Regions from separate parts of the Homo sapiens genome. Here region 1 is linked to region 2. Evidence: read pairs that join two places in POLR2A ChIA-PET (ENCODE). Cell type or tissue: OCI-LY7. All regions are shown on one strand. Region 1 overlaps CPEB3 (cytoplasmic polyadenylation element binding protein 3). Region 2 overlaps CPEB3 (cytoplasmic polyadenylation element binding protein 3).

Evidence for each region. Peaks named below come from ENCODE experiments on the same cell type or tissue, not always from the same donor. Only the 100,000 strongest peaks of a DNase experiment are listed, where the experiment ranks them.
Region 1: POLR2A ChIA-PET joins it to region 2 with 7 read pairs; 4 of 35 experiments call an interaction of 5 or more read pairs at or near these places.

Annotation. Positions count from the first base shown.
Region 1 is chr10:92,251,944-92,256,943 of GRCh38, forward strand. All of the region lies in intron 1 of CPEB3 (cytoplasmic polyadenylation element binding protein 3), which reads right to left. Among named protein-coding and RNA genes, the nearest start is that of CPEB3, 37 kb to the right of the region's middle. In OCI-LY7, no CTCF peak of the experiment used is centred here; no DNase peak of the experiment used is centred here.
Region 2 is chr10:92,179,432-92,184,431 of GRCh38, forward strand. CPEB3 (cytoplasmic polyadenylation element binding protein 3) reads right to left here. Exons shown (of 10, transcript NM_014912.5): 4 at 1,532-1,588. Among named protein-coding and RNA genes, the nearest start is that of CPEB3, 110 kb to the right of the region's middle. In OCI-LY7, CTCF peaks have their summits at 2,456 and 2,655; DNase peaks (open chromatin) are centred at 2,230 and 2,440; H3K4me3 peaks cover 448 bases; H3K27ac peaks cover 634 bases.

The DNA of each region.
Region 1 (5,000 bases), 73 kb after region 2:
AAGAAAAAAAAAAAAAAGAAGTCACAAAACCAGTAACCATAAGTAAGACAGTATTCGAATAAAAACTCACAGAATGGGAGAATATATGCTCTCTCTCTCTATATATATTTTTTTTCAACAAAAGACTTGTAACCAGAATATATAAAGGACTCCTACAAATCAATAAGAGTAAATATCCCCCCAAGAATAGGCAAAAGATTTCACCGAAAGATATTCAAATGACCAAAAAGCATATGAAAAGGTGCTCTACCTCACTAATCAACAGAAACAAAAAAAGGCAGAATAAAATCAGAATGGCTAGAACTGGAAAAGGCAGACAATACCAAGCATTAGCAAGGATGGGAGCAACCCCTCCTTTTTTTAAGCAACCCATTTTTCAAACAATGCTGGTGAAAGTATAGTTCGGTATAACTATACAACCACAATGCAAAATCATTTAGCAGTGTCTATTAAAGCTAAACATTCACAAACCTTATGACCCAGCAATTTAGCCTCTAGCTATACACCCAATAGAAATGCAGACATGTTCACCAAGATATGTTCGAAGCAGCATTATTCATAATAGCCAAACCTGAAAACAACCCAAATATCCATCTGTAATAGAATGGATAAATAAATTTGTGAGGGACTCATATAATGGAATATGATAAGGCAAAGATAATGAATAGATGCCAACTTTTTTTTTTTAATTTTTATTTTTTGTAGCTGGGACTACAGGTGCCTGCCACCATGCCTGGCTAATTTTTGTATGTTTTTGTAGAGATGAGGGTTTTGCCGTGTTGCCCAGGCTCATCTCAAATTCCTGAGTTCAAGTGATCCTCCCACCTCGGCCTCCCAAAGTGCTGAGATTACATGTGTGAGCCACTGTGCCTGGCCTGACTCCAACTGTATAAAACAGCATACATAAATTGCATGAATGCAATGCTAAGTGAAATGTCTGATGCAAAAAAGTATATACTATATGCTATATGATTCCACTTAAAGTTCCTTTTTTTTTTGAGACAGGGTCTCGCTCTGTTGCCTAGGCTGGAGTGAAGTGGTGTGATGACAGCTCACTGCAACCTCCAACTTAAAGTTATAATAAAACTAATTTACAGTATTAGAAGTCAAGATAGTAATTGCCTTTACAGGGAAATAATGATTGCTAGGGAACATAAAAGGGGACTTCAGTGATGCTGGTGACATACTTATTCTGTTTGTTGAACTGGGTGTTCACTTTGAAAATTCAGAAAACTAGGCTGGGCACGGTAGCTCACGCCTGTAATCCCAGCACTTTGGGAGGCCGAGGCAGGCGGATCACAAGGTCAAGAGATTAAGACCATCCTGGCCAACATGGTGAAATGCCATCTCTACTAAATATACAAAAATTAGCCAGGTGTGGTGGCACACGCCTGTTGTCCCAGCTACTCGGGAGGCTGAGGCAGGAGAATCACTTGAACCCGAGAGGTGGAGGTTGCAGTGAGCCGAGATCGCACCACCGCACTCCAGCCTGACAACAGAGCAAGACTCTGTCTCAAAACAAAAAAAAAAAAAAAAAAAAAGAAAAGAAAGAAAAGAAAATTCAGAAAACTAAACATTTATTTTTTGTGTAATTTTCTGTACATGTTATACAGTACTTCCATAAAGTTTACAAAAATACAAATAGAAAAATTAGCCAGGCATGGTGGCATGTGCCTATAGTCCCAGCTACTTGAGAGGCTGAGGTGGAATCATCACCAAAGCCCAGGGAGTTTGAGGCTGCAGTGAGCTGTGATTGTGCCACTGCACTACAGCCTGGGTGACAGTGAGACTCTGCCTCAAAAAAATTTATTAAAGTTTACAAAACACACAATATATTTGTAAAGGTAAAGAGAAAAAAATAGTATGATCTGGCCAAATAGGAGGGGGAGCCTTAGGTCTGTGTCATTTAAGCTAAAGAAATAAACTAGGGGTTCCCTATGTGCCAGGCTGTACTAGAGGCACCAAATGTAAAGATTTGAGTTTGTAAAGACTCAAAATTCTGTGGCCAGGCATGGTAGCTCATGCCTGTAATCCCAGAACTTTGGGAGGCTGAACTAGGAGAATCACTTGAGCCCAAGAGTTTGAGACCACCTTAGGCAATATAGTGAGACCTTATCTCTACAAAATATTTAAAAATTAGCTGAGCATGGTGATGTGCACCTGTGGTCCCAGGTACTCAGGAGGCTGAGGTGGGAGGACTGCTTGATCCCAGGAAGTTGAGGCTGCAGTGAGCCATGATTGTGTCAATGCACCTCAGCCTGGGCAACAGAGTGAGACCCTGCCTTTAAAAAAAAAAAAATGCAAAGTTCCTTGACTTCAAAGAGCTCACAGTCTAAGAAAAGAAATAATAATTTTGGTCAATTATTCAATATTCCCTAGGTAACCTAGAAAGCTTTTAAAAATGTTAAAAGCTAAGGCAATTTACATGCAGGAAGTCCACATCTTCTGAGTGATGATCTGTTAAGTAATTCTAGACATGACTAAGTTTGAGAACAGAATAAGAGAAAAGGGAGCAAAAAGGTAGCCAGGTGAGCTAGATGTAGCTTAGTGGACAATCTGGAGAGCACCTTGGGTTTTTTTATGTTTCTCACTCTCTGTTTGTTAGTCTTGGGTTAATTCGTTTCATTCATTCCATAATTTTATGAAGGGCCTCCTGGCCACAAAGTAGCAATTCCAATTTTACCTCCCTTTTTTATAGACCTTGTCTCTAACATTTTTCTTTTTATACAGACAGAGTCTTGCTCGCTCAGTCACCCAAGCCAGAGTTCAGTGGCATGATCATACCTCTCACTGTAGCCTTGATCTCCTTGGCTCAAGAGATCCTCCCACCTCAGTCTCCCAAGTACCTAGGACTACCGGCATATACCACCACACCCAGCTAATTTTTCTTTCCTTTTCCCTTTTCCTTATTTTTTTATTTTTTATTTTTATTTTTATTTTTTTTTCTGGCGATGGAGTGCTGCCACATCACCCAGGCTAGTTTCAAATGCCGGGCCTCCAGTTATTCTCCCGCCTTGGCCTCGCAAAGTGTTGGGATTACAGGCATGAGCTGCTGCACCCAGTTCTCTTGTCTGTAACTCCTAAGAGAATACTGAGGCTATTAGGTAGTAATGTCTCCAATTTCCCTACTGCCCACCAACAAGCCCTCCCTTACAAACTTACCTGTATTCCCTTTCATATTCCCTTTCCTCCTTTCTCAGAGGAAGCTGAGTCTCCCTACAAGACCACAATTAATCCCTCCTTCTGTGGTCTAGAACCCATTCCTTCTAGTTTCCTTGAGACCTAGCTCATTAATTTAATTATTCTCAGCTCTCTCATTCCCATTCCTGGCAGGCTATTTGAAAGAAACTCTAGATCTTAGTTAACTTCCTTACTTCCAGTTAACTCCCCAACTTACTGCAGTCTGGCTTCTGCCCCTACCATTCTACAAAAATTGCTCTTGGTACTGACATTACCAAAGTCACCAATGACCAACTAACACTTTTCAAGTCCTATTTTCTTTGTGCATTCTTCATAAAACACTTCTGATAAGAATTTAAGATGCCTTCCCAAGATTCCAGGCTAGAAGCTAAAAAAGAACCCACATCCTATAACTGCAATTCTTCCAACAAGAAGGCACTTGAAGATGGATTTCTCCCAAGAGCTTCTAGATGAGAACTCCGCAGGGCCACCATCTTGATTTCAGTCTATTAACACCCTGAACAAAGAACCTAACCGTGGTGCACCACACTTCTGACCTATGGAACTGTTAGTTAATAAATGTTGTTTTAAGCCATTAAGCTTGTGATGATTTGTTACACAACAGTAGCAAACTAATACAACACTATTCCATTTTCATTTAAGATACTGCTCTCCTGTATCTTTACTTATCTCTTAATGTTTCTTCTCAATCTTCTGCCCCTAAATACAGTCTCCCCCAGGGTTCTCCTAATTCTGCATACTCTCCCTAATCAATGTTATATTCATAAAGTTCACCACTGTTTAGGTCTCCGGATGAAATGTTTTTAAGCTACAGACTGCTTTTAACTATTTCTCTATCAGAAGATCCTATTAGCACCTCTTCTCCCATAAATTTGCTTGTGCATTTATATTTGGTTAACTTATCCTATTTAATGGCACCACCATCAGTGTAGTCACACAAGTTAGGAACCTGGACATGATTCTTCCCCTTTTCCCTGAGAGACAAGTCCAACTGGTTGATAAAACTTATTAATCCTGCCTCCTAAATTTCTGACTGACATCCTATCGTCTCCATTCACAACCAGTATAATACTGTACCTGAACTACAGCAGTGATCTCCTAATGTCTCTCATCTAGTATTCTTCCAAATGTGGCCTCCATACTAAATCCTGAGTAATCATTCGAACATAGTTTTACCATGTTATGCCCCTTCCTAAAACTCTCCAATAACTTTTCCCTTGCCATGAGGATAAAATACAAACCTTTTTTCTTTTTTTTTTTTTTTGAAACAGAGTCTCACTCTGTTGCCCAGCTAGAGTGCGGTGGCGCATCTTGGCTCACTGCAACCTCCGCCTCCTGGGTTCAAGCAATTCTCCTGCCTCAGCCTCCTGAGTAGCTGGGACTACAGGCACGTGCCACCACACCCAGCTAATTTTTGTATTTTTAGTAGATGGGGTTTCACCATGTTGGCCAGGATGGTCTCGATCTCTTGACCTCGTGATCCGCCCGCCTCAGCCTCTCAAAGTACTGGGATTACAGGCATGAGCCACTGTGCCCAGCCCAAACTTAACTCTTCTACACGTACTCTTCCCAGCCATGCCAACCTAACTCAAATGTCCATTATTTGAAGCTTTCCTTGACCATGTAAGCAGAATTGCTGATTCCTTCCTTTATACAACTTTGTAAGACACATATATCTCTATTACAGTATTTATTCTTCATATTTCAGTGTAATTATTTGTTTACACATCTGCCTTTCCTAGAAGACCTCCAGGTTTGGGACTATATTCATCTTTGTAACCCAGGTACTGGGCCTAAAA
Region 2 (5,000 bases):
TTCCTTCAGGCAGACACACTACCATACTGTTCTTTTCTTTTACATTCAACTTTAAATCCCATAATCTAACTGAAGTCTTTTCACAATTAATTATTGCTCAAGTTCAGCAAGTTAAGCATGTTTATTAATTCCCATCGACTAGAAAAAAAGTTAGAGGCAGCATAATCTAAATTTAAAGTGACCTTTCATTTAGAAGTTAGAAAATTAGAGGTAGATACTTTGGAATTCTTATTGTCTCTAAGACCATCTCCCTAACCCTGCCAAAAGGCAGGGATACTAGCAATCTAGAAAAAAATATGCATGGAGAGGCTTAGGACCTGCATCATCAAGCACTGCCAGTGGTTCTCAGCAGTACTCATTGGTTGCATGTCAGACCAAGGAGATGTGAAATATATATTTTAGAGATAACCTAAAATCTGTTCTAAAGAACTCCAATGACATTCAACATACCTACTCAAGCAAGAGGGAAAGAAATAATATTGTACACAACCCTAGATTTATCCAGTATGTCTCCCATGTGTATTGAGAGTCAGCTTGTATATCTGGGAAGATGAGAGGGGACAATCTGATATCACTCATTTACTAGAGGAGAAAACTTAAAGTCTAAAAGATTCAATGGCTTATACAGGTCCTTCTGAAAATGAACAATTTCCATTTAGAGACTGTTCTTCTGCAAAGGTATCTGATCCATTGACACTAGGAAGGAGAGCTGATGCCACCCAGATTATTTCTTCTGGTGTTAATTAATATAATGACTTTCCAGTTAGTAAGTTTTTGCTGCTTTAGAACTTGATCAAACAATTATACTGACAAAACTGTTTCAAACCTATAAAGCTGCTGACATATATACCATGCAAATTCCATTAATGGGAGACCCCTGGATGTCCAGCTTGAAATACCTGGCTATCTACCACCATGAAAAAATTCTGAGTTATGTATAAATAAGTTGATTTATTCATTCACATTATATTCTCTACCCCACTTCCTCTCTCCCTTCACCTACCTCCTTCATTCCTCCAACCCAATGGTATACAGCAGGAGTTGGCAAACATTTTCTGTAAAGGGTCAGATGGTAAATAGTTTGGCCTTTGTGGCTCTGCCTTTGTAGCACAAAAGTAGCCACAGACAATCCATAAATGAATGGGTGTGGCTATATTCCAATAAAACTTCATTTACAAAAACAGATCCAGCTTGCAGAGCTATAGTTTGCCAACCCTGGTTTGAAGCAGCAATTTTCAAACTTTAGCCTGAATCACAATCACATACAGGCTTGTTAAAATACAGACCTCCGGGCCTCATCCTTAAGTGTCTGATTCAATAGCCCTGTCATGGGGCCTGAGATTTTAATAAGCTCCCAAGCAATGCTGATGCTGCTGGTCCAGGGACCACACTTTGAGAACCACTAGTACAGAACAATGGTCTATACTCCTTTCAGCGGAAGGTTAAAATGTAACCAACAATCAAGAATGTAGAAACTACATGCTGCAAACTTGACTGCTAATTTAATAGAATATTTCATATGAAGACTTACTGTTAAGTGCCATAATATTATCTGTTCCTGGATGATGGAAATTTATCCCCATGCGTCCTAAAAAATAAAATAATTTTAAGCAAAAAGAATGTTTAATGTAATCATTTCAAACACATCTTAAAATATAAACATTACAAAAATCTAAAACAGATTAATCTATAACAATGCTATCAAAGGCCAAAGCAGTTACAACAGTTTTAAAAATTAAGTCATAAAACATACACATGAAAAGTCTTAAAGCCAAAGTTTCAACAACAAATAAATAAAAAAAAACAAAAAAAGAAGCTTCTGTTATAATAGTCTGAAATTTAACACATCTCCTGCATTCCAATTTAAACATGCCAACTCCTTGGATTAAACATTTTATTTAAACAACCATTTATACTGTCCTTCCATTCAAGCAGCAAAAAAAAAAAAAAAAAAAAAAATAGATTCAAACAAGTATATAAATTTGAAGCTTAGAGAGAATAAAAAGAGAGGTTTCATAGTGGCTCAAAAATGCAATATAATAATCAGAATGGCAACCAGAAGGAAGACGGTAAAATTCATAAAAGAGACAGAATGGGGGAAAATGATTGGCCTAAAAATCTAGGGTTCTGGTGGCTCTCCCTAACACTAACTAGTGATATGACCTTGAATATAATGCTAATCTCCACATGTTCATCCTTAAGTCTATAACAGGAGTTGCAAACGTCTGCTGACACAGCTGGCTTCCTGTTTTTGTATGCCTCTGAGTTAAGCATCATTTTTACATTTAGAAAGGCTTGTAAACACAACCAAACCAAAAATAAAACAAAGAACAATATGTGACAGAGACCATGTGGCCCGTAAAGCCTAAAATATTTACTCTTTAGCACTTCACAAAGTTTGCCAACCCCTGGTCTATAAGATGTTAAGTCAGAAACAGATGCTTCAACTAATGGCCCCTAGGGGCAAGAATGGAAGATGCAGACATTTTTGTTATGTTTTCTTCATTAATTATTTGGGACAAGGAGGTAGATGTACCAAAAGGAAAATTTGAGAGAGTCTTATATGAAAAAAAAAAAATGTACTTAGAAAGCTTTCTTGACCAAATTCCTTCAACAAAATAGTTATTGAAACAATGCTTTTGTGTAAAGCTAATATCTATAAACTTGGCTCTGCAAGGTTTTAATGTTCAATTATGTCAAGGGTTATCATGAAATTCTCAAAAAATGTTAATCTTATTTCACTACCATTGTTTAAATAAATGTCAACAGTATTTTGCGGAGAAAGTATACAGAAAAAGCTGGAGATAAGGTTAAAATGATTGATTTTTACAACATACACAGTTTTATATTACATAATTGCAAAAGAGTCAGTGATCATTTGATGGTAAACTCCGTTACAGGGGACTGGAGGCAAATAGCATTATTAAGTTCTTTTTGCCCAAAAGGAAAGCATCACAGTAGACAAAGCAGGGCATTTGCCTTAAATAAAAAGGGAGAATCATGAATTCCTAAGCAAATGAAGTTTTTGCCTAGACAGGACCATCCTGATTTCTTATTGCTCCCCAGGCTACGATAATTTGTAAAAGGTCATTTCATATTAAGAGGTAGGGAAGGCCGGGCGCAGTGGTTCATGCCTATAATCCCAGCACTTTGGGAAGCCGAGGAGGGCAGATCATCTGAGGTCATGAGTTAGAGACCAGCCTGGCCAACATGGTGAAACCCCATCTCTACTAAAAATACAAAAATTAGCTGGGTGTGGTGGTGGATGCCCATAATCCCAGCTACTTGGGAGGCTGAGGCAGGAGAATCACTTGAACTCGGAATGTGGAGGTTGCAGTGAGCCGAGATTGCGCCACTGTACTCCAGCCAGGGCGACAGAGCAAGACTCCGTCTCAAAAAAAAAAAAAAAAAAAGAGGCAGGGAAAAACAAAACCCTCGCAAGTGAAGCATCACTTATATTGGTGTGTATGTATGTATTGAATGAGAAAATCTTAAATACATCCATAAATAAGAAAATCCACTAGAATTTGATGGATTCTGATAAAACTGTTCTAACTTTATCATGAAGCATTATAGAGCTTTCAATGAAAATTTTTAGTTTTTATCGTTTCAAACCTTATTAGGAAAAAAATGTTTCATCTCTCTCTGGTTTTGCAGAGACAATTTTGCTAGCATTTGTAATATAGTAAAATTATTTTCTTAGATTAGATCATGTTTTCTATTAAAAAGCCATATGAGTAAAATCTAAAAGAACCATCTATTTTTTATAGATTTCATAAACGTTTTCATATTTACTAGAAGCTAATTATTAGGAATTTCAAAAACTACCCCATTGTTAAAAGATACATGTACTGTATCTATATATAATTGTTCTACGTGCCTTACGTTTTTTCAGTTCCTAAGTCATTTTAGAGTCCCTGAAAATTATAGTTGGCAACAAGTGTTATCTCCTACCACCACCTTGATCAGAACCTATAATAGGAAAAACTGTCACCAGAACAAGGCTTTCACTCAGTAGGGAGAAAGTATATTCTCATTTCAACTAGCTATCTCAATGTTCTCACCATCGTTTTTGGATAATCAAGACCTTATTTGGATTCATTATCAAAAAATATTAATATCTATGAAAACTATATGTGATTTACTCTAAACCAGCTTTCATCCTTTTCTGGGGTATTCAAATATAACAATGATTAGCCAGTCACTGGAAAGTCTACCTAAAAGCCCATCAAGACTTCAAAATCACTGCCCATCAGAACTTAAGGAAATCGCATATATGGAGGATCTTTTCAAACTTTAACCAAGGAATATTTAGAGGAGGGTGTGCTATCTAAAAAGTTAGCAATATTCCCTAAATATTTCTAGAATAATAATAAAGGGTTATCAAGGAAATCATGCAAACCCAAATTTAGCTGATCCTTATTTGACTTCTTTTCTTTCCTGTGTCTACCATTTACGGTAAAGAATTATGTAGTTTACAACCACTATATCAAATAAAGTTTTTACATGTTCCTATAACTACTTAGTTTCCCAAATGTAAAGGGGTACCCTTTTTGTCCTCCAGAAGTTAAACATACCTACATGGATCCTTTTTGACCCTTTCCATAAGCTCCTAGAACTTTTCAGCTTGGAAAGATGAAACTGAAAGGAAGCTTGGTAGTTTTCAAATTATTATTCTCTATCGTACGCTGATTACTTCCAACCTAAACTTCCTTATGATGCAGTAAAACAAGAGCCTTAGGCAGTGTTTTGCAGATTGAAAGTATCACTAATTGGTGAAAAGCAGAACACTTTTTACCTTTCTTGGTATTCTCTCTAATTCTTTGACCTCTTTGACTTCAGCAGGTCTCTGGATGAAAGTGAGCAACAAAAGATTTTATAAGAAACTCCAGGCTGGGCACCGTGGCTCACGCCTGTAATCCCAACACTTTGGGAGGCCGAGGCAGTCGGATCAAGAGGTCAAGAGATAAAGACCATCCTGGCCAACGTGGTGAAACCCC